Regions from separate parts of the Homo sapiens genome. Here region 1 is linked to region 2. A link is an interaction called in ENCODE POLR2A ChIA-PET data of the cell type or tissue named here. Cell type or tissue: Panc1. All regions are shown on one strand. Links, peaks and the distances in the headings refer to the core of each region. The heading gives the core; the rest is flanking DNA. Region 1 has its middle 60 kb from the start of LINC02869. Region 2 holds the start of TGFB2-OT1 (TGFB2 overlapping transcript 1).

Region 1 (12,825 bases), core at 2,978-7,977, 130 kb before region 2:
TTATTGAACAGAACAAAGGAATCTATTCTATAACACCACTGAGTAATACAGATTTTTCAGATGGAAAATTTTTTTCAGGTAGTATGATGTTCCAAGAATTACACAAGGTGGTTTCCCATACATCATCTCTTAGCAATCCATTGAGGTTGGAGTGACTCTCCCCATAGTAAAGATGAGGACACTGAGAGGCACAAGGATCAAAAGACTTGCCCAGAGGTGCCAAATTTAGCAAATGATAAAATCTGGCCTGAAAGTCTACCCTTCTTTCTGACTGTTAGGGATAATTGCCTCAACCTTGTCTTTCATCATAATGCAAGATAAGATGTTTGTGATCTTTTAGGAGGCAAATTATATTTTATAATTCACAGCGTATTATTTTTTGGATTCTGCTTACAGAATACTAAGATAATGTGTTTATTTGTTGCAGGGGAAACAGGAAACAGCAAAATGAGGAGGCAGAGGTGGGAACCTTATTTATCACATAAATGGAGCTATCCATCTCTTGTGGACCCCCTCAAGAATTAACCTCTTCTGTCATCCAGCTTCCTGGCTCAAAACACCACTGTCTGATAGGCAGCAGTTAGAAACCCCCCCCACAAAGTAGTCACTTGTGCCTAAGAGGGCTTTACTCAGGTGATGGTGGTGAGGAAAAGTACCCAACATATCCAAGCAGGAGGTGTGAAAGTAAAACACTGCTCAGCTTTCAGCCCAGACTTCTGCAATGAAGGTGGGGACTGGTAGGTGCTTGGTTTGACTTCCAAGACCCCAGGGGAAATTGGCACCTGTGTACACAAGCCCCTGTCTACCAGAGAATGTTCTTTTTAGCCTAGGTTCTCAGTATGACTGAGACAGACAGATTTAAAGATTGAAGACACAAAATGGAAGTGATTGACAGTGTGTTGTACCACCTTTCTACGTGATCCTGTATAAACCACACAGCTCCAGTTGCTACAGACTGAATTAGGAGGTAGGGTCTTTGAGAGGTGATTAGATCATGTGTGTGGATCCCTCAAAAATGGGATTAGTGCCCTTAAAAGTAGATACATATGAGAGATTCTCTCTCTCTCTCTGTCTCTCTCTCTCTGTTTCTCTCTCTCTGTCTCTGTGTGTCTCTCTCTCTGTCTGTCTCTCTGTCTCTCTCTGTCTGTCTCTCTGTCTCTCTCTCTGCTCTCTGTTGGGTGAGGACATAAGGAAGATTGCTATCTGTAAACCAGGAAGTGAGCCCTCACCAGACACTGGATCAGCCAGCATCTTAAATCTTGGACTCTCCAGTCTCCAGAACTGTGAGAAATAAATATTTGTTTTGTAAGCCACCTAGTCTATGGTATATTGGTTATAGCAGCCCAAACTGACTAAGACAGAGGTGGCTTGAGCCTATGGAAATAATGCTTGAACAAGTCAGAGATTTCATAATATTTCTATTTCTTTGGGAACACATTTCCCTTATAATATATAAGTCATTGTTTTGTTGGGTTTTGTTTGCCTTTCAGACATTTGAATTTCAAACACATTTTTCAGGAATAATTTGCTTAAAGGACTTTATGTATGACCCCATAAAGAATGTTACTAGCAATTGATCTATCATTAGTATGCTTCTGAAAACTTCTCTGGGAATCAGATTTAGAGAAATCTGAATCACAGCAATGAAGCATTAAAGAGTATATTATTAAGGGAGCCGGTGGTTATTCCACTAATAAAAACTCCTTTCTTAAAGAAAATTATATTCTACCAAATTCATCTTATTTGTAAATGCAAATTTCTTTTATAGATTGGGCCACCTTAAAATGAGGATGTCACAGATGCTGAACTGGTACCAAAAAGAAAACTGTACCAAATTCCTCTCAGTATTCTTTCTCATGGCCCATCATGAAGAAGTAGTGTGGATGATTTTGACTTGGCTAGCAACACAGAGATAGAAAACATGCGCAAGACCAGAGCTGAACATTCACTCACATGGGACAGGAGAAGGTACAAGTATTGAACACATGTACTAAGACCTGCCAACAGTTTTCACTAACAAGTTTCTGAAAGTATGGGATTTCATCCTGGACAGGGTAAAGAGAAAAAAGCCAAGCCAATTTTTTTTTTTTTTCTCTGATGTAAATCTGTGGCTTCCAGGAATTCCAACAGGAGCCACCCCTATGACTCCAAGGTCAAAATGCACAACTCTGGGAATTTTTGTTCAAGCGAAGCCAGTTGAGAGTGGGTGTTTTCTCCAGGGGCAAGTTCAATGTCCTGAAATTGTTAGAGATTTGAAAGTAAGGACCCTGTCAAAAGACAAAATTAAAACATAATTTAGATTAAATGACCTCAACTGATTTTACTGTGATTCTAGAATCAGGCAACACTTCATTCCATAAAATAGGATAAGTGTCTCGATGAGTGGAGCAGAGGAGGTTTGCTTTATAGGCAGAAAAAGGACTGAGGAAAGCAGAAACAAAACAAAACAAAACAAAATGGATTGGTCATTTCAAAGTTACTTTACTTATACGATGGGGACAGAGAGACAGAACAATAGAAAAATAACTGACTGGTTAACATCAGGTCACTTCAAGTTAAAGATGAAAACACAGGGAACTTCACATGACAATTGAAAGCTGAAACTGGCCTGTTTGGGAAATTGGCTGTTATCTTTTTCTTCTGATTCCTTGGAATGTTAGACAACAACTTAGTTTCAGTTTGATGACATGGAACTTTAGCATGGGTGACTCCATTTTTATTTTGTCTGGCCTGTTGAGGCTTAGTGCAGGAGTCTAGTCCAAAGCAATGGCCTCCTGTAATTTTTATTTAACAACAATCACAGACATATCTTAATATCCCGGAGGATACTGGAGATACTGAGACTCAAGAAGACAAGTCAAGCTTCTCAATAGAAGCTTCATCCCATTTTATCATATGAAATTGTTTCTAGAGACTTCTGCATCCCCCCACACACTCCGCCACACACACACCTCTTGCTACTTAAATATCCCAGGGTTCCAGAAGGTTCAGGAATTTCACTCAAGAATGAAGATTCTAGTCTCCCTCTTCCCTGGACTGTAGCCTGAAAGACAATTCCTTGTTCCATTCCCAATTGTCAGCTTCTTATGTCTCCCTGCAGGTTGTTGGTTAAGTAAACAAATATGACACTTGATTGCATGGCCTATTCAGTTTGACATCACTGTTTCCAATTGGCCTGCCTTAAGATCCAAGTCAGCAGACTGGGACCTGAAACATGCTCTCCTACAGGGCCTCTCCTTCTATTCCTGAATTTGACAAACCAGATCAACTGTGTGAGTACTAAGGTTTTCCTCTTCTCTGGAAAATGCAGAGAATCATAGAACTGGAGGCACCATTCCCCATGGACCCAGTGCAGGATTGTGCCTGTCAATGATAGAGTGGACTCACAGTGTTTGAACTGGGATTCACAGCATCTAACACATAGTGGGGAAGCATAGTCCAAATTCAATAGCTACAACTTATGGAAAGAAAGGGCTACTGGGAGGGTGGATGAGAAGACTGAGGCATCTAGGAATCTGAGCAGTGTTTGAGCTTTACCCTTTAACAAGGATCTGGTTTTCTAAAAACCTAACTCCCTCAAATTAGTTGGGTCATTGTTCCTTGGGAGTTTTATTCTTTATTGGGAGAATTTCCAACATGCAGCATTACTTCTTTTCATCCCTAATTGTGATGCTTCCTGCTAATTGAAAGCTAGGCCTTGTGGTTTTCAGAACACTGATTTGTGATGGTAAAACCTTTACCCATTGTTCAACAAAGATGTAAAATAATTAATTGGCTACTTGGCAGATAGGTTCAGCATTTTCAGGATCTGTTTTATAAGAAATTTTATTGATGAAAATGTGTCTAAAGCTTTAGCAATGCACTTGGCTTCAGCATTTGGCAGCAAGGAGACAAAATCTTAAGGCCAAAAACCTCCCCAGGGCATGAGGCAAAGTACGACTTTGCATCTATATTCCTGCTGTAGGTCATTAGGGGTCTCCTTTTACAGACAATTGGCAAAAGGTTTCAGTGGCTGTTTTATGATCCGTTTTGATTTTGTATATGAGCAAATCTCACATTTCTGCTGTGAGACATGCCCATGTTTTACCGCATTGCCCTTAAACGATTTTTCAAGAAGCTGCATTAACTCTTAAAATTGACAAGAATAAATAGAGGCACCATAAATTTTTAAAGTTGAAGTCATAGGCATCACATGCTAACTTACTTATTGTTAGGCTGTTGGGAATGAGGTTGTCTGCGGTATGTTTTGTTAGACAGAGAAAAAAATAAGTGCTCAAATTCATCATCAGCAAATATACTTGGTTGTCACTGAAGCCATGAATTTTAGGAAATTAAACCAGGTCTATGTGATACCAAACAAACAGTCCAATCCAGCAAAGCTCTGAGAAGAAAATCCCCGTAACATATTGTTTAGTCATGGATAAACCTGGTATTTAAGTTGACATTGGGCGAACCGACACCGACTGGCTTCTTTGTTGTAAACCTCTCTGAACCGTGTTCAAAGCCAGCTCACAGAGACACCATAAAAGTGCATGTTTACCAAGTTAGCACATTCAATACATATCCATTCTGTTTCAAACAGAAGATCAAGGAAGGCGAAAAATGATAAGAGAGTGCTTCCTTCTTGAATGTGGGCCATTTGCTGTAACAATGTGAGTTTATAATAAATGCTTCCAGATTAAAATGTCTCTTTCCACATTCAAACGTACTCTCCAAAATTAGCCTGTTTGGGGGAAAATGCTGCTAAAAAAGGAGCAGGCTATTCAAACAGTGCCAACAAGGAGATTACACAGTTGTGAGTCTAATTTCCATTGTAGTGTAACTAGCATCAGAAGAACAACTAGAAAAATTGGCTATCAGGCATATTATTGACACCTATTTCTTGCTATCACAGCAGAGTACTGGACACTTTTCCACATAATTCCTTCTTTTTGAGAATTCATGACCTGGCTTTAAGAAGTTACCCTAAGATCAAAGTTAACATATGAAGTGTCAGGCCAGAAAAATGATGACTATTTTTAAAATCTCAGGAAAAGCCAGGCACGGTGGCTCACGCCTGTAATCCCAGCACTTTGGGAGGCCAAGGCGGGCGGATCACAAGGTCAAGAGATCGAGACCATCCTGGCTAACACAGTGAAACCCCGTCTCTACTAAAAATACAAAAAATTAGCCGGGCATGGTGGCAGGCGCCTGTAGTCCCAGCTACTCGGGAAGCTGAGGCAGGAGAATGGCGTGGACCCGGGAGGCGGAGCTTGCAGTGAGCTGAGATCATGCCACTGCACTCCAGCCTGAGAGACAGCGAGACTCCATCTCAGAAAAAAAAAAAAAAAAATCTCATGAAAGTAAAAATCAATAAAGGAAAGCACTGCTATATTCTGTGCTTTGCATACATATACAGCGTCTTATATATAGTTGAAGATAACATCAAAAGTAAGGGCCTCAGCTCCCTCTGTTCTTACTACTCAAATATTATAATCCTTTGACTATTCTCATACCTAGGAGATGTTTCTGGGTCTTACTGTGTTCTACATTGTGAAATACAGCATTGTTTGTGTCCTTTTTACTCCCTTTATCAGGAATTTTATGAGCTTAAGAAAATCCTCCTTTGAGGATGAATCAGATATACTTTGTTTTTTAGGCTAATGCTGTGAAATAGGGAAATGGTGGTGGGCGGGGGGGAATCTATCAAAATATGAATGACTTCCCAGACCCAATCCAACAATTTTCATGTGGGTAGCTAAATCTAAACATCATACAAAAGATAAAGAAATACAATACACCATACAATAAATAAAGAAATTGTTTATTTTTAGGGTAGAATGGAATATCTTTTTGGAGGCCAAAACAAAGGTTTTTCTCTGCAAAAGAAAGGAGAGAAAGAGAGAGAAAGAGAGAAAAACAAAGAAAGAAGAGACAGAAAGAGAAAGAAAGAAGAGAGAGAGAGGGAGAGAGAGAAAGAATGAACCTGTAATAAGTTGTCTCAGCCAGTGTTCTCTGGATATATAAAACAAATAGCTTAGGTAGATAGATAGATAAATCAATTGATATAGATATATGGTTATATCTTTCTATCTCCCGCTATATAGAGAGAGAGGGAAAGAGAGAGAGAGAGATACAGAGATTTATTTTAGGGAATTGGTTCACACAATTTGAGAGGCAGTTATTTTTGAAATTTGTAGGGCAGGCCGGTAGGTGGAAAGTCAGGCAGGGTTTCAGGAAACCTCAATTTTTGCTCTTAAGGCCTTCATCTGATTGGATGAGGCCAACCCTCATTATAGAGGGTAATCTCTTCTACTTAAGGTCAACTGATTGTAAATGTTAATCACATGTACAAAATACCTTCAGCACAACATCTGGACTAGTGTTTGACCAAACAACTGGGCACCACAGCCTGGCCCAGTTGGCACTTAAAATCAACCATCATATGAGTATTGTGCAGGCTGCATAAGTGAAGCAGAAGACGGGGAAACAATATAAAAGGAGTACAAGCAATCTCCTGCCCTTCTTCCACAATTATAGAGTGTCAAGATTCAGGGACACTGGTGAACTATGTGGTAACCTTTATAGTCACCCTTGTTCAGGACATGGAAGGGAACAGATTTGAGGTAAAATTAACGTTTTCCTCCAGGAAATCCTCAGCCAAGATCTGTGGGTTCAGGCAATCACTCTTCTTATTTTCATCAATCTCAAAGAAAGATTGTCTTTCTTGTTGTTGTGTCTCTGAGAGAATTCTCTGGGGTGTATTGAGGGCCTCTGACCAATACTTCCCTTGCTTCATCTGAGAGACCGGAACGGCAGTGCTGTGGCTGCGCCCAGACCCACATACATTAATCATTTTAGTGAAGTGAAGCCAGGCATCTTGGTCAAATCAATGATCAATCAACTTCAAAATATCAGAACAAGGTGTTGGATGGAGTTAATAATATTTTGGTGAGTAAACTACTTCTTCATTCAGGAAAAAAGTTTGAAATGTGCTCAGTCTTAGTCATGGGTTGCTTAGGGTGTTTTCCTTTTAAACTGCTCCTCAGAGGGGACATCCTATTTCTAAAAGTGCAGGAGACGTGAGCAAAGTGATACCAGTCCATGAATAAATTGTTGTACTGACTTTCCTAAGTAAAATATTATAAATCAAATAACATCTTCAGAGCATTTAAGGCACAGGAAGTGAATCATAAACAAAAACTGCGGTCCTGAATTTTGAAAAAAAATTTTTTTAAAAAAACCTCATTAATTAGTGGGAAGGTGAACTTGAAAAATCTGAGTTCATATTATTTTTAAAAGAAATATTATTTATGACTTTCAAGTTCTTTTAAGTATAATGACTTCAAAGTATTGCTTAATCCAGTTCTTTTGTGAATGTGTTATTTTTTAAAAGTACATGAGAATAAAGTGAAATCATGTGTTTGGAGAGGAAAGCTACTACAGCAAAGTGATGTATAGTCATTTAATTACTTCATGTTTTGTTGCTGTTTGTTGCTCATTAGCAAAAGAGCGACTAGGAAATTTTCTACTAAAGCAAATATTAACATCTAAAAATGGATGTTTGTTGTATTATTCTCTCTTCTTTGTGCATGTTAGACTATACTTCATAATTTAAAATTCAATTACAATTTTAAATTAATTTTTCTCATGAGAAAGAAGGCTTGGTGTGCCTGAGCTCTAGGATTTTATCACCTAGGGTGCACTTGACAGACTTTAGTTTTGTGGGGACAGAGCCCATCCTGTAAACATCCCCTTTACCATCACCAGCACATGGACAAGCACACACCTATCCACACACACACACTCTCTCTCTTACTCTTTCTCTCTCTCTGTCACACACACACACATACATGACCTGGCAAAGAGGGGATGTTGGAGGCTGTGCTAAGGCAAGTGGCCCTGCCCTACAGGGGTCTTTCCTAAGAGGTGAAGACATATCAGAAAGTGGAGAGAAGTGTGGGTCATTTTCTTATTGTAGAACTTAAAACTTTACTTGCACCCAGGGACCCAGTCTTAGCAGAACCTCAGATGACAATGGTTCCAAGGGTCCTGTGGGCCTGAAAATGAGCCATTTCTATACGCCAAGAGCTACAACAAGCACCTGCTAACCAAGCCTCAAGGGGAAGCATTACTCTAAGCCCACCAGGCCTGACCAAATTTAGGAGATCAGCACACCACAGTATTTTGTGGCAGAAGGACCAACAGTAAGTCTATAAAAAATGGATAATCTGGACTATATAAACCACGTATTCTGCCACAATTCAAAGGAGAGAGAGGAAACCAGAAATGTTTTAAATGCTATTGTTAGACTTCCTAGAACTTTGGCAAATGACAGGCACCCTTGAAGGATTTATTTTAATTTAGAAAAAAAATCAATGTTTTGACATCTTGAATATTAATGTGTCATTTCATATGTGTTACACCTTCAACGTACTTTAATGTGTTTGCAAACAGTTGCTTTCTTCCACAATAATCTGGTTGCTAAGACAACACTTTTTCCCTCTACTATTAACCTACCAACAGACTTTATTGAGATTTCACCAGTTTTTCCACTCATGTCATTTTTTCTTTGACAGGATCCAACACAAGGTCCAGAATTGCATTTAGTTGTCATGTCTTCTTAGTTTCCTCCCATCTGTGACTCTTCCTTAGTCTTTCTTTATCTTTTAGGACATTTATACTCTTTGAAATGTATTGATCAGTTGTTTTTTAGAATGCCCTTCAATTTCAGTTTGCGTGATATTTTCTCATAATTAAATTGAAATTATGCCTTTTAACAAAAATACCACACAAGTGATGTTTTGTGCTTCCCAGTGAATCATTTTGGAGTATACCATGTCCATATGTCTTATTACTGGTCATGTTAAGTTTGGTCATTTGGTTGATGTGGTATCTGCCAAGTCTTCGGACTATAATGTCACTATTTTTTTCCCTTTGTAATTAGCAAATGTACTGGGAAGATAGTTTGAGGCTATACAAATATTCTGTTCCTCCCTAAACATTTACCCATTAATTTAAGGATCTATTGATGGTTCTTGCCTGCAACAATTATTACCGTGATGTTTACCCTGTGATATCTATTTCCCTCATTTCTTCTATGTTTACTAATTGGAATTCTTCTGTAAGGAAGAGCTGTGTCTTCTCCCCATGTATTTGTTTATTCAGTTAATTCGTATCAGTATGGATTTTTTGGTATGGATATCTTCCCCTATTCTTTGGACGACAATTCAATAATATTTATTTATTTTACTGGTTACATTTGTCTAGCTTTTTCCATTTGAATTTGAATTTCTTTTGCTTGATCCCTGTGTCCTTTCAACTCACCCCATTCTCTTTGGAGCCCATCCTTGCGTTCAGGTTCTGTGATATGTTCCAAGTTCATCTATTTTCCTGTCCCATTCCCAGAATCAACCACTTCTCCAAGAAGCCCTGGTTTCTCTTATTGGAGAATGATATTTACCAACTAAAAGGTGGGCATAGAGAATCCTTTTTGTTTGTTTGTTTGTTTTTTGAGACAAAGTCTCACAATGTTGCCTGGACTGGAGTGCAGTGGCACGATCTTGGCTCACTGCAACCTCTACCTCTCGGGTTCCTGCAATTTTTCTGCCTCAGCCTCATGAGTAGCTGGGACTAAAGGCGCACGTCGCCACGCCCAGTTAATTTTTGTATTTTTAGTAGAGACGGGGTTTCACCATACTAGCTAGGCTGGTCTAGAACTCCTGACCTCGTGATCGACCCGCCTCGGCCTCCCAAAGCACTGGGATTACAGGCGTGAGCCACCACGCCCGGTCGACAATCCTTTTTAAATAGAAAGTTGAGAAATGTTCTTACTCCTCAGCCTTTAAATATTATGATTTGCTCTACTTGAAATATTTACTGTTCTGTAAAATGCCTCTTTTTCTCCCCCCGCTGCAACTACATTGTCCGTTCATTCCATCAAAACATTGATTGAATTTCTGCCTTGTCCCCAGCACTGAGGCGGACAGTAACAAAACAGTGAAGAAGACAAATTTGGCTCCCGCCCTTGTGAGACTTACAGACAACTAGGGGAACTAGACTTTAAACAAGGAATTACAATGCAGTATGAGAAGCACTGAGCTGGGCATGGCAGATTCATACAGAGCACCTAACTTGGGCTTGGGTGAGGTCCAGGTGGAGGGACAAGAAAAAGTTTTAGGAATAAAACCTATCTAAGCTAAAACCTGAAGTGTGAATAGGATTTTGTCTCAAAAAGAGAGTAGTTGAGTAGAAAGTATAGAAACAGCAAATATTCCAGGCGTAGGTAAAAAGCTGGTGCAGAACAGAACATACCTCAATCTGGTAACTGAAAGAAGTAGCACATTTGGAGAACATGGTATTGGCAGTGGAGGCTGTCAAAGCATACAGCTAGAGGGTGAAGTGGGGGGCCAGATCAGAATGGGCTTTGTTAAACAGATTTAAGAGGCTGCATTCATTCTAAGAGCCACTGAAAGGCAGAGAAACCTTTTAAGCAGGAAAGTGGCATGATCAGATTTATACTGTAGACAGATCACTCAGGCTAACCTGTGAACCATGGATTCAAGGGGAACACAGCCAGCAACTGTTTTAGCAATTAGGTGACATGATGTAACTGAGAGGATGGAGAGAAGTGAATGGATTCTAGTAATATTTAGGAGGTGAAGTCAACAGGACGAGATGATTTATTGGATGGGAGAGATGAGGAGACAGAATTCACAGGAGAGTACAGTCTAATTGTGTTATTGAATGTCCTTCTATTTGCCTTTGTGTGATTGTTTCCCCTTGATTGGTTTCAGGTTATGCATTTTCTCCAGGACTATGACATAAGCGATCTGTGTCCTTTAGTAAGAGGCACATGAGTTCAATTGGTCCCATTTTTAGTGAGATTAACTTTAATCTTTCAGTTAAGGTGGTGTTTGCCACACTTCTCCCTTTTTCCAAAGGTACCTTTTATAACTTTCTGATTAATAAGTAATCTGTGGGAAGATACTCTGAGACTCAGTATATGACTATCCAACAAACTTTCAATAGTTTTAGTTTCCATTGATGAGTTTTGCCCAAATCAATTGTTTTTATGATGGTGGCAAAATGGTGGCTCTCAAATTCTGTCATTTATTCTATTAGTTTTTATCTAACGGTGAATAGAATATAAACAAATGAACAAAAATACAGTTTCTCCCTTCCTTTGTTTACTTATTTATATTTATTATTTATTTATATTTTCAGTATCATTATGGACTCTCAATTGTCTTATTCAGTGCACTGTAATTCATTACTGTCAGTCATCCTTCTGATGCTCAAATTTTCCCTGATTTAACTAGTGGAAACCGCTCTGAGCTGGCTTCAGTGTCCTGTTCATATAAACCATTTTCTAATTTTCTCACACAAGAAAGGACTTGTTTACTTTCTTTTCTCCAGGCCTGAGATTAATCCTTTCTCTAAGTAGTAAATATCCTAACATGATATATTTAGTAATCTATTACTCCCTGATTTTTTTTTAAATTACCTCTGTCATTTATTGAGTTGTTACATATATTGAGGTCTGTTGGTCTGTCTATACTTTTATATATATCACACTGTTTTAGTTATTTTACTTTTATAATGTTTTAAAATCTAAAGTTGTCATATTATGAATGCTTAAAATTATTTTAGTTGTTTTTATTAATTTATCTTTCCAGGTGAACTTTAGAATTCTTTTTCTCACTCATAAAATTCCAATATAATTTTGATTATAATGACATAACCAATAAGTTAATTTGGAAAAGCCAACACTTTGCAATATCCAGTCCTCTCATAGAAGAATGTAATGTCTTTTTATTAATTTAAATCATTGTTTAAAGCACTCAGAGAATTAGAAAAAAATAAAGTCTGGTATATTTATTGGTAAAGTTACTCTTAAGTATTTATTTCATTGTTTTCTTTTTGGGGACGGGGGGGAATGGAGTTTTGCTCTGTCACCCAGGCTGGAGTGCTATGGCACAATCTCAGCTCATTGCAACTTCTGCCTCCTGGGTTCAAGCAATTCTCCTGCCTCAGCCTCCTGAGTAGCTGGGATTACAGACGCGTGCCACCACACCCAGCTAATTTTTGTGTTTTCAGTAAAGATGGGGTTTCACCATGTTGCCAGGCTGGTCTTGAACTCCGGACCTCAAGTGATCTGCCTGCCTTGGTCTCCCAAAGTGCTGGGATTACAGGCACAAGCCACGGCGCACAGCCTGTTTTGTTTTTTGATTGCTAATATGAATAAGATTTTTCCACTATAATAGATGATTATGTCAATTATACAGAAAACTACTAATATTTGTAACTGAGTTCACCTTATGAATTCTTATAAATTTTATAGCTTTTCATTTGTTCTCTTGGGATGTGAGCTGTGAAATCAAACTATCTACAATGATTATTTTCTGCTCTTCCTGCTGCCATTATCTTTAAAGACAAACTATAGCTCATTATCATTTTATTTATAATGTTGAGTGCAGAATTGAGGTATCTTGCATATAATTGAGATCTCAAATCCATTTATTTAAAATAGCCAAAAAAGTTACATGATTTTATTTTATTATTATTATTATTATACTTTAAGTTTTAGGGTACATGTGCGCAACGTGCAGGTTTGTTACATATGTATACATGTGCCATGTTGGTGTGCTGCTTATTTGAATTATGTGGGTTATTTAATGTGGTCCCCAGCAATACGGTTTCCACGTGCAGATACAGACTCCAGCTTCTCACAGAGCAAGTCCTTCAGGTACATTTTCCTTAATGAAAATGAAGAAGGTAGCTGGGAATTATTTTCATGGAAATCTAATTTTTCAAGAGCTTTGGTGTGCATTATCCATGTTGTCC
Region 2 (12,825 bases), core at 4,098-9,097:
AAAGTCATTTGTAATTTTTGTTTCTGATTCTTTGGTTGCCCTGATGTGTTTTTCTGTGATTGTACCAATGAACAGGAAGCAAGCGTCTATTCATTAATTCAACAAATAATTACTGAACATATTCTATATGTCAGACTTTGTTTAGATTTTAGGTTCTAGGTTTGCCAAGTAAACAAAACAGGACTTTACAGGTCATCCAATCCAATGCTTTTGTCTTATTGACAAAGAAAGCTCTGAGAAAGTTAGGTGATTTTACTGACTTCCATAGTATCAGTGGCAGAACTGGAGCTATAGTCCCATCTATGCCCTTTTTCAATTTAGCAAACATTTTTCAAATTGCCATAAGCTCAGTTGCGTACTAGAGGCTGGAAACAGGATAAATAAGGAGTTGTATTAGTTTGTTCTCACACTGCTATGAAGGAATACCCGCGACTGGGTAATTTATAAAGGAAAGAGTTTTAATTGACACAGTTCCATATGGCTGGGGAGGCCTCAGAAAATGTGCAATCATGGTGGAAGGCACCTCTTCACAGGGCGGCAGGAGAGAGAATGAGTGCCAGCAGGGGAAATGCCAGATGCTTATAAACCATTGGATCTTGTGAGAACTCTAACTATCACGAGAACAGCATGGGGGAAATAGCCCCCATGATTCAATTACCTCCCATCATGTCCCTCCCACAACACATGGGGATTATGGGATTACAATTCGAGATGAGATTTGGGTGGGAACACAGGGCCAAATCATATCAGGAATGGCCTCATGTAAGAAGCACAGGACTGGGAACACTCACTGATTTTAGGGAGGACCCTGGGAATGGGGTCTGACAATCCCAAAAACCCAGCACAACAGGGTGGATACTGAGAACAAGGAGAGATGTTTTCCCATCACATCATTTCTACAACTAGCACTTTGGCTTTTAAAGACTCCTGTTGAAAGACAATGGCACAGTGAGACTCCTCAACTGAATCTTTTGCTTGAAGTTAAGCTCAGTTGACCAATTTGTTTTGTTTTTCTCTCTACACTTGCTGTAATGGTATATACAGGACATCAAACTCGACTAAATGTGTGGCACACATAATGTCAGTGCTCAGGGTTCCCAACTCCCTTTCTGGCTCAACTCCATTTGTCCCTCCTGCCTTTCTACTTCTATCTTGCCCTGAGGTATTCAATGGTGGTCTCACTTTTCCAGGTCCTGGATAGAGATTAAATAAATCAAAATCCATTCTAGCACGTTTCGGTTGAAATTGTTTCCTGTGCTGCCCCATTGATGATTTTCATATTTAAAACTATATATATATATATATATATATATATATATATATATATATATGAATGTATGTATATGCTTGTGGAAAAAATCCTACAAGAATAATTCCTCATGGATAACTCTCAGAGCTTGTAACAAAGGGGTAATATTAAGGGGGTTGCTGGACTTCCTTGGGGCTCCTTGGTGCCTCTCCCACCAGTTTCTGCCTAAATTTCACCTTTCAGAAATTTGAATGGAGTCAGTGATTTCTTGGAGGGCCAGGTTATGGGCAAGGGGAAGATGTGCACACGTGGTGATGTGAAATTTGATACTTTACTAAATGAACAACTGCCACTTGATTTAACATTCTCCCAGTTTTCGGTAGAGTTTAATTTTGGTTCAAATGAAGAAATTAGTGTTACGCCCATGCTTGAGGACAAGCCAAACTGCATGACTTCACATCGCTTTTAGAGCAGTATTGAATTACATAACTTCTTAGCTTGTTTGCTCCCAACAGCCTGAGATTCGGGATTTTCAGAATTGAGATTTGGGCCTGAGGAGAGGGTTTCCAACTCCAGGGCTGGCCAGACCTCGGTGATGTCACCTGAGGAACACATGTGTGTTCTTTCAGTTGGGTTGGCATCTATAGGAGAGAAAATCCCATGTTGGAGGGAAAGCCTAAGAGATTATATTGGGCCTCTTACCACTAATTTTTTGCTTTTCTGTTTAATTATGTCTGTTCTCTTAGGCTGAATGATTTTCCTAGTTCTGATCACACAGCACAAAGTCTCTCTCAGTACATTCTGTTCCCTTTACAAGGTCTCTGCCCAATTACAGGAACACACTCATCTCTTCTCCAAATGACCATTACGTGCTGAAATAAAGAAACTAGCTACAAAGTATTTCAGGGAAATAAAGACTCAATCAGGGAAAAACCTGAAGCAACTCTTTCATTTAAAAAAGGCAATTAAAAAGCATTACCTTTGCAACGTTGAGTAAAATTATTCATATATATTGATACAATTACCTCATATTTACATTAATTATTTCTCGAATCTCATCAGATCTAGTTATTATGCTCCAAAAGAGGCACAAAAATAACATTTCCTCTACTATCTCTGACCTGACCTGGAATGTTAGTAAAATCAGGGTCCTGGTTTTCTTTGTTCAGTACAGAGGATGCGGTTGCAGAGACAAGGGAAGGACTAGAGAATAGAGTGATGATTTAGTAGATTAGCAAAAAGAGATGCAATCTAGTTTTTGCTAGAATTACAAGGTAATAGACTTTGATAGAAACAAAGGCATGTATTAGCTAACGTTCAGAGACAGGTTTGCCATGATGCGCTTGAAGTCCTGGTCTTTCGCTTTTACGGGCCCTAAGACTTTCAATCTAATTTTGTATTTGAAATTTTGCTTCTTTTTTTTTTTAAAAAAGCAGTCCTCCTCCCACACACGTTATATGTGTTTCAGGAAGACAAAGCATAGGTCCAACCATAGTCTAAGGCTTATTAGCAAAAGGAGCACAGCTCAGCTTATTCCCAGATAGAAAAGTAATGCCATCTCAAGGCTAGTGACTGCAAGGAACAGTGAGTTTTTGGCTTCTTCTTTTTATTCTCCCCTAAAAATGGTAGAAAATGTTGTCACAGGTACATTAATGAAGATTTCTAAGGGCAGAAATCATTTCATACAATAGCCCAACTTGCTTAGGGGTAGGTTGTGCTGTTCCACTTAGTGGTGCTTTGCTTGTACGTAACCATCAGTTTCATCAAGGGCTTTGCCAGTGGGGCTTAGGTAATATTTGTATTTTCATTACCACATTTTTCAGTCAGCATCACCTTTTATGTTGAACTCTACAGAATGTGAATATTCAACAAATTCTGACCTACAAAAACTGCACTTTCATAAGATATGACCTAATATTGTTCAATCATATGTAAATTACAAAAACAAAGGCTGGTAATATTATAGCTTATGGGAATCATGTAACCATGGTTTGTAAACAGAGCTGCTTTCAAATTATTTGCCAGAGCTGTCTACTAGAAACACAAGAACACAAGACACAAATGTGAGCCACATAAGTAATTTTAAATTTTCTGGTAACTGTATTAAATAAGTGAAAAAAAACAGGTAAAATTAATAATATACTTTATTTAATCCCATATATTCAAAATAGTATTATTTAGACATGTAATCAATATAAAAATCATTAATAAGACATTTTACATTTTACACTCTTTTTTTGTACTAAGTCTTCAAAATCTGGTGTATATTTTACACATCTGGCATATCTCAATTCACATTAGCCATGTTTTGATTGCTCAATGGCCACATGTGGCTAGTGGCTAATATAATGGACAATGAAGTCCTGGACCCTTCACTTACAAGCTGAGTGGTCTTGGACAAGTAATTTAAGCATTCTGAGTCTGCTCACTTCCCTTTAAAATGGAGTTATATTCTTTTAAAAACCTACATCCTAGGATTAAATATGAGATTAAATAAATCAAAAGAGAACAGTGTCTGGTAGATGCTCAGAATACTGTAGTTATCAATACTGCATTATCATGTTAGGGAGTGGGTCATTCAACTAGCCACTGTTCTCTTTTACTTTGAATTTTCATTGGTGGACTTCAGTAAAGCTTAAAATGAACTTTTTCCCTATAATAACTTCTGTCAGTCCCGTAACCAAAAGGTTAACATATAGAGTTATAGAATATTCTCAGGAATTACTGATGTCCTGATCAATTTATGAGATAAGGGTCTGGAGGTTTTATACATTTAGTATCAAGATGGAGAAATATGAGCCCAGGTTATAGTCTGGAGGTTAAAAGTTCATTACAAGATTGCCAAGAAACCAAAAACAGAACAGGCTTGGAAATATTGTTAAGCCTGCCTGCCATTTACTCTGCCAATTACAGAAGAAACACTAAGCAAAGTACCTTTTCACGTGTCTATTCACTTAACTACAACAAGGGCACTAAAACACACAGACAAAACGCTATAGAGCAGGGATTGTCATCTTCATTTTAAAGAAACAGAGGCCCAGAGTTGCTGACAAATTTGCCAAAGTTGGTAAGGCTGTTAGGTGGCTCTTTTCATCTCTCTGATTCTATAATACCTTCTATTCTTACTCATCAATTAAATATAATGTGGGTTGGGGTGATAGCTCTGGGACTAGCCAGGCTGCACAGAAGCATGAACTAATGGGTTTAGAGTGACAAACTTCCTCTCTCTATGAGTTTACTATGAAAGATCAAACACAGATGAGACTGCAGAAAAGGGAACCATTTTCTCTTCTATCTCAATACTCGAATTGATGGTTTGTTTCTAGATGGTGTTTAGACAACACAACAGGCACACACTAGTTCTTTCACTAGACAAAGCAAGACAACCAGATTGAGTCACAATTACTTTTTTTATTAATCCTATTTATTAAGAGATTGGCAACTCGTTTGAGGAGTCTGGTCTTGTAGGTAGCAGCCAAAAAAATTGGAGGAAATAGGGTGGGTTTTTTTGTTTGTGGTGCAGTGGTACCAGTGAAACTGACAGGCAAGTAGCTGATCCCAAACAACCAACCCCAGAAAGCACGTGGCTCTTGTTATATCTGGCTGGCTCAGCAACTATCCAAGTTATGGGGCTACAGGGGATACTGTCTAGACCAGTTCTTTTGGCCCTGGCGTTGGCAGAACATAGAACCAGAAAGCCAAAGCATGGTGCAAACATCTCTCTGCATTTTTTCTGGTCGGCAGTCAAGCTGGATGGAAACTAAATCTCAAACAATTACCAAATAGCAATAAATAAGGGAATAAAAAGACGGCACAGGGATTTCTTCTATCCTTGATGGATATGGCCTGACTCTTGTGCTTTAAAGCATGACTTCTGAAGTGACTGTCCTTAAGGGAGAAAGCACAGAGGGCAATCGGAAAGGTGGTATGACTTTTCCAGCTTGAGATAGTCTTATTGCATCACAGGTGTTTTCTAGACTCGATGATGGTACTGATAGGAAAAAGACATCCACATATCATCGAAATAATTTATTTACCACTAGAGCACCACAAAAACAGACATACATCGTGTTAAAATACAGCGTAATTGGTCATCAAAATACAAAACAGCTAATCTTATATTCCATTTTTTAACCATGCCAACGATCAAATTGTACTGCTGATTAACACAAAAATAATTGCTGCCCACTTGCATACTAGCACTTCACCCCTTCCTTGCCACCTCCACCCCCCTCCCATGGCAATATTTACTTATGGGAAATAAAGACCTTACAGAACCCCCAAATTAAAAAAAAAAAAAACAGATTCAAGAGATCTTAAAATAGAGCATTTAAAATATTATCAGTGCATTCATGAGGAAAGACAAAATAATACAAAACAAAATGTCATCCTATCTGAGAGGAAAATGTCTGCAGAAATAAAAGTGATTTACACATAATAGAAAAGTGGAAGACAAAAAAATAATCAACACACACTCAAATCTGGGATTGGGTTACATCCAACACAAGGGCTGTTTACTATTATGGCATCCCATCTCTTGCTTTTCCAGTTTTCAAACTTGCAAATCCAATTCTTTAATTAATGGTCAGGAAATTCCAAAAAAGAAGTAGACCATATCAAACAACTTCACTTTGGATTCCCGCCTCCTTATGCTGCTCTTTAGGTGAAACTGCAAATATTCCATTGCTTTGCCTATTAATTTTTATTTTAAAGCTAAATAAGCGACAAGTGATAAACTGACATATTCTATTAACCCCAGCATGAGGATACCTCTTCTGCAATGATGTGGCAAATTATTTATTAAAGCAAGGTAAACTTTAGCCTCAGATATAGATAACTCTCACTCAGAGGAAAGAAAGAATTTTTTGATCATAGGAAAAATTGGCTTGTGCCTTTTCCCCTTCAAAGAACATTTATAAAAACCTTATAACTTCAGTGAAATACACAAAATGACTTATGCTGACCTGGACTTTTTTCCCCTTTTGAAAAATCGACTAAAATATATATCTTTCAATTTCCCCCTGAATATTAAAAACCTGACTAAAGAAAAAGATGTTTCCTATGAAGTGTCCTCTTTGTAATAACAATAGGATTTTACAAAAATATTGATTAAACCAAGGTAGAGAAACTTTTCTTAACTCAATAAAGATTCTGAGTTTTAGTTAGAACCCTAAATCCTTGCTAAAATGAAAACATTTTACTTCAATTTTCTATGTATCTATAACATTCCTCCTTTTCCTAACATAAAAATTTGTTAACGTCTGACTTGGTTAGTAATGATGCTTGGAAGATGAAGACCACTGAACTCGAACCCATCTTTTCTGTGAAACAAAAAAAAGAAAAGACAAGTGGACCCAGGTAGCTTATGTCATAATAATGAAAGAAACACAAAGCACAAGTAGGGCAAATGTTATTAAAAAAAAAATGCATTTGTAGTGCAAGTCAAACTATAGGGGCTTTACTCAAAAGTACTGGCCAGCTAAAAGAAACATACATTTGTGAGTGATCATTAAAAAGAGCCCAAATTTAAGTCAATCTAAATCATAGTTGACATTATTACAGAATATAAAAAATATGGTAAAAATTTACACATTACACATAAAGTAGTTAATGTTTTGATTTAATAGTTTGCAAAAGAGATCTGCAGATGTGTTTTCAATTATGCTGGCTTCTATATCCATCTATTTTAATAATATAGGTATGGTTACATATACCAAAACAAAGGAAAAAACCTATAGCATAGCTATACAGCAATATTTTAAGGTCTGAAGTTTGACCAGTACATGTCAAAACATTTCAACATTTCACTGGTTTACTAAACTGACAAAGAACCATTTACAATTAAAAAGAAAAAAAAAAACTTACAGACTTATTCTGACTGAAAGTTTCTTTTATTAACAGTCTTTTTAGTTTTTGGACCTTACAAGAAGCTTCCTTAGGCAGCTGATACATAACATGTGTTTTCAGGGTCTTTATCTTAATGCAGACTTTCTCGGTCATATAATAACTCACTTGGGTTTTCATCCCATTAATATGACCTCTTTTTTTCTGGCTCGTTTGAGTTCAAGTTCCTTAAGCCATCCATGAGTTTCTGGCAAAGTATTTGGTCTCCACTTTATACACCTGTTTTATTTTCCAAGGGCAATGAAACGTTCATTATATAGTAACACACAATAAATAACTCACTGTTAACTCTAAGAGTAAGAATGGGAAGGGTGCCTATTGCATAGCAATACAGAAAAATCAAGTGAGGCGCGGGATAGGAACGGTACGTACAGCAACTCCACTTAATGGGATTTTCCTGTTTGTTGTTGTTGTTGTTGTTGTCGTTGTTCACATAATTAACACTAATAAATTCTTCCAGTGTTTATTTTTTTCTTTAAAAAAAATTTGCTTCTTGTCTCTCTCACTTACAAAGTAGGTGAAATGTAGAATAAGGCCTTCAACTTTTTTTGTGTCAGATGCCAGTTTTAACAAACAGAACACAAACTTCCAAAGTGTCTGAACTAGTACCGCCTTTTCAAAAATTTTTTAACACTGATGAACCAAGGCTCTCTTATGTTTTCTTGTTACAAGCATCATCGTTGTCGTCGTCATCATCATTATCATCATCATTGTCATTTTGGTCTTGCCACTTTTCCAAGAATTTTAGCTGCATTTGCAAGACTTTACAATCATATTAGAAAGCTGTTCAATCTTGGGTGTTTTGCCAATGTAGTAGAGAATGGTTAGAGGTTCTAAATCTTGGGACACGCAGCAAGGAGAAGCAGATGCTTCTGGATTTATGGTATTATATAAGCTCAGGACCTGAAAGGACACAGGAGAGGAGAGACAACATAGGGAAAGACGGAAAATGAACGCAATTCGTTTTTAAAAAGAATTCCACATTGTTAGCAGTCACAGCACTGAGTAGGCAATTTAAAATTATTTTTGGTTGCTAATTTCCTAAATTACAGTCAAACTGATATGTGACCTTAGCAATCACCAAAGTCATTATTTTCCCACACGGAACTCGTTTTCCACACATCTTAAGCAAATGATTCTGTAAGAGTCAGATTGGAAAAAATTGCTCATTCAACAGATTTTCCCGGTTTTTCCAGTAAGTCTTTCCTCTGATCAGTGCTTGGCTGCACATACATCCTAGGTCCCCACAAAACTTGATCCTTATAGCATTTGGTCTTATTTCTACACTACTCTGTAAATGAAGTTGTTTCTTGAGTATACATTTCAATCCCATCTAGATTAAGAGCTCCCTCCAGATCAGGAACTCTACAGACTTTGCTTTTATCTTGTGGCCCTAGTAAGTCTTCTCTGGACAAAATGAGATTCATGTACTAAGTGAAGAAATGAATACATGAATAAGTAGAAGAATAAAAAGTTTTATCAAAGCTCTCATAAGAGCTTTAATCTACCTTTGGGTATAGAAAAAGACACCTGTATGCAATGTGAAATCTTTCTACAGGCTGGGCACGGTGGCTCACGCCTGTAATCCCAACACTTTGAAGGATCACTTGAGTGTAGGAGTTCAGGACCAGCTTGGACAACAGACCCAGACCCTGTTTCTTTAAATAAATAAATAAGGAAGGAAGGAAATGAAATCTTTCTACGTTAAGTGTCTCCTCAGGCCAATTTAAGGTATCCTCAATTTTCATTAAAAAAAAAAAAGCCTGTTTTTTTACCATTGCTTCATAAACACAGTGATGCTAGAAATGACATAAAAGTGATCTCTAAGATCTCCTATAAGAAATAATTATTCACTTTCTTACATTTTGCTTAAAACGATCATAATCATAATCACAATCATAATCAACCCTCCACTAACCTATGCGGTAAATGGTAGTTGCTGAGTTGGAGGAGTTAATGGCAAGTCTGAAAACAGAATGAAGAGACGGTTCTATAATTAGCCTTACACCTTCAACCCCATTCTGTATCAGAGGGGTGTGAGACTTTTACTAATGGAAGTATGTAGGTTCCCCACTGATGATACAGAGACATTTCCAAGGATGCCATTAATGTGTTAGTCAAACAGCAAGTGACCTTTTCCTCGAGATTCACTGCAATTTTTTCAGCCTAAGACAGAAGATCTGTTCAGCACAGCAACACTGACTACTTTATTAAGCTACCTCTGGCTTCTTGGGTAACTGTCCAAACCACATATTTGTGACCATGACAGTTATTCTTCCTCTCTCCTTGAAAAACAAGCATGGTCTCAGCCTTCACACACTCCCTCTGTGTATCAGAGAGGAGAATTATGTTTCTACTTGGCAACAGGGCCTTGCCCACATTACAGCTACTGCTGCCGCAGCCCAGAGGAGGCAGCCTGGCCAGAGAGCTCAGACAAAGGGACAGGCATGAGCAAGCTTCCCTCACATGGCCAAGCACACGGTCGCCCCCGAGTGCCAAAGTCTACAGGGGAGTTGGGAAAACAGCTGAAGGAAGAGGAGCCGTATTTGTCAATTTAAATTCCAGCATATGTAGGTATTTATAAATAAATATACTTTATGCTCCCTGAACACATGAGTTTTCATATGAACTAAAGAGGAATTTTTATAATACAGATTGTCTAAAATAATTGATAACCCCCAAACTCATGAATTCAGCTGAATGTAGTATGTGATCTTTTTTGGCAGCTGATCCATTTTCCTACCCTGCAGTGAAGGCAATTTTTCTAATGCTTCTTTAATAGGGAGATTTACAGAGGCATAAAGAGCAGAATAGAAACCCTAACGTGTAACCATATTTTAGGAATTAAACCCACTAAGATAGAGCAAATGGAGGCCTGGTTATAAAACAAGGAGGCCTGCATGCCAAGCCTTGGTTTGTCACTAATTTTCTGTTTGGTTTTGGGTATCATCTAGACTACATGATCTAGACCCCAATTTCTTTTTTTTTTTTTTTTTTTTGAGACAGGATCTCACTCTGCCACCCAGGCTGGAGTGCAGTGGTGCGATCTCGGCTCACTGCAACCTCCGCCTCCTGGGTTCAAGCGATTCTCTGCCTCAACCTCCCGAGTAGCTGGGATTGCAGGCACCCGCCACCATGCCTGGTTAATTTTTTTGTATTTTTAGTAGAGACGGGGTTTCATCATCTTGACCAGGCTGGTCTTGAACTCCTGACCTCGTGATCCACCTGCCTCGGCCTCCCGAAGTGCTGGAAATACAGGCATGAGTCACTGCGCCCGGTCCCCAATTTCTTTAAGAAAATGAAAGCGTTGGATAAGATGTCCTTTCTATCTCTAAAATCCTGATGAGCCATCAAGAGGAAGCATGTGAACAAATATCATTATTACATAGAAAAACTCTTCTCTAATCTTGCCGGAAACTCATACCATCCAATCTGGGAATTACCTTCTGAATCAACTCTGTCTTCATTGAAACAACTTGATAAAATACTCAGATTCTCATTTACTTTGTGTTACATTAAAAAAAAAGTAGAGAAACGAATTTTCAAGTCATTTTCATGTATATCATCTTTTGTACTTCATATCAACTCTTGAGTTTGGCATTATTATTTTAAAGATAACTTTTAATACAGACATTCCTTCTTACTGATAAGAAACTGAGGTTTAGAGATGTTAAATTACATTCTGTCATACATTAGTAAATTGATAGTGTATTTACTAATAATCACACACTCCCAGGCATTAACTGAAATCCCCAATGTTCTTTCTAATATAACAGTCTCTGATGGAGATGATAGCAGATTTTTTTTTTAGATGGAGACCTGGGTCCCTTCACACTTTATCTATATATGATACTATGTGACATATTGATTCTAAAAAGGGTGTTTTCTTGGCTATTTATGCTTATAGCTGTTAAGAATATAAAACTTATGGAGGCAGAGAGTAGAATGATGGTTACCAGAGGCTGGGAACAGGGTAAGGGTGAAGAGAAGTTGATTAATAGGTATGAAAATACAGTTAGATAGAAGGAATAAATTCTAATGTTTTATAGCACAGTAGGGTTACTATAGTTAACAATAATTTATTGTCTATTTTAAAGTAACTAGAAGAGATGATCTGGAATGTTCCCCAAATGAGGAAATGATAAATTTTTGAGGCAATGGATATCCTAATTACCCTGATTTCATCATTACACATTGTATACATGTATCAAAATATCACATGTACCTCATTAATATATGCAATTATGTATCAATAAAAATTGTTTTTGAAAAAGAATATAAAATAAAGAAAAAAGTAAACAAAACTTCCCTCCAGTTGTTAATAACTGGGCAGGTGAGACTTATGGTTTGTAACCGATCAGTGTCACTTTCTGATTTCACCTACAGTTAACATTCTTCCTCCTCATCTATTAGGGGAGTTTCTTGCCATTATTTTCAATGGCAAAAACTGCGAATACTTTTGCACCAACCTAATGAAAGATTTTTCTCCAGTACCCATACATGTGTGATGGTAAGACAGCACGAGGTTAATTACAACTCATTTGGAAATACTATCAGCAGGTGCACATGGTAACCCAAGAACAGAGGCAACAGGTAAGCTGAACACTCACCCTGCTGTGCTGAGTGTCTGAACTCCATAAATACGGGCATGCTCCAGCACAGAAGTTGGCATTGTACCCTTTGGGTTCGTGTATCCATTTCCACCCTAGATCCCTCTTGAAATCAATGTAAAGTGGACGTAGGCAGCAATTATCCTGCACATTTCTGTTAAAAAAAAAAAAAAAAAGCAATGGAGATTTTAAAGCTGATTCACCACCCTCACTCTACCACCACCTCACCCCAAACCAGAAAAATGATTCATTCATTTATTCAACAAACATCTAATGAGCAAATATCATGGGCCAGGTTTTAATGGCTTTATTGTAATCTCAAGTGACTTTCATGATAGGGTGTTGTATGTGGTGGTGATTTGCTGGACTACTTGCCCTTATGAGTTCTATACCCTGACTTCCTTGTCTGTGACCTGGAAAATCATACATTTACCTTCAGATGACCAGATATAAGCAGAGAGTGGCTGGGCATGATGAAGCCCTTTCCAATCAACACTGGGCAGTTCTGCCATCCAGCCTCTATTGCCCTTTCAAATATAAAATGAAAGAAGTACAACAGCAATTTTCAAACAACCATCTAAGGCGTTTTCCTTTGAGAATTGATCCTTTGTTTCACCACATGTTCTCTGATCTAGGAATGAACCAGAGATCAAGAAACATGGAGTCTTGCTGAGGGCAACCACTGGATCTGGCAACCAAAAAGTGCCACTTTACTCATGGCCTCTGACATTTTGAGCACTTCATCAGTGAGGACCCTTCCCTGTCCTGTACCTCTCAAAATAAGGAAAGAGCCCTCCTCTTACTGAGACCACATAAGAACATTCACATTCTCCCTCCATGCACTCATGTGGGAATGGGAAATAAATTCTTCTTGCTTCTCTCATATGCTGTTGCTAAAGGTGTGACACACGGCATTCTTCTGCTGTCTCATCTCTGTTACTATGAAAGAAGTGTGACTATCAGCACTTGGACTTGGTGAGGATGAAGGCATCATCCAGATGGTGGGTCTTTCTTAATTAAGGAGTTGACATCACACACCTCAAATAAGCTTTTATTTGTTCT

The links. ChIA-PET counts read pairs that join two places held together with the same protein. Peaks named below come from ENCODE experiments on the same cell type or tissue, not always from the same donor. Only the 100,000 strongest peaks of a DNase experiment are listed, where the experiment ranks them.
Region 1: POLR2A ChIA-PET joins it to region 2 with 8 read pairs; 1 of 35 experiments calls an interaction of 5 or more read pairs at or near these places.

What each region holds. Positions count from the first base shown.
Region 1 is chr1:218,563,358-218,576,182 of GRCh38, reverse strand. No RefSeq gene overlaps it. Among named protein-coding and RNA genes, the nearest start is that of LINC02869, 60 kb to the right of the region's middle. In Panc1, for the core only: no CTCF peak of the experiment used is centred there; no DNase peak of the experiment used is centred there; H3K27ac peaks cover 3,416 bases.
Region 2 is chr1:218,436,435-218,449,259 of GRCh38, reverse strand. It overlaps TGFB2 (transforming growth factor beta 2), which reads right to left. Exons shown (of 7, transcript NM_003238.6): 6 at 11,764-11,917; 7 at 4,641-8,056. The coding sequence ends at 7,898. It overlaps TGFB2-OT1 (TGFB2 overlapping transcript 1), which reads right to left and starts at 6,634. Exons shown (of 1, transcript NR_125715.1): 1 at 5,265-6,634. In Panc1, for the core only: no CTCF peak of the experiment used is centred there; no DNase peak of the experiment used is centred there; H3K27ac peaks cover 3,506 bases.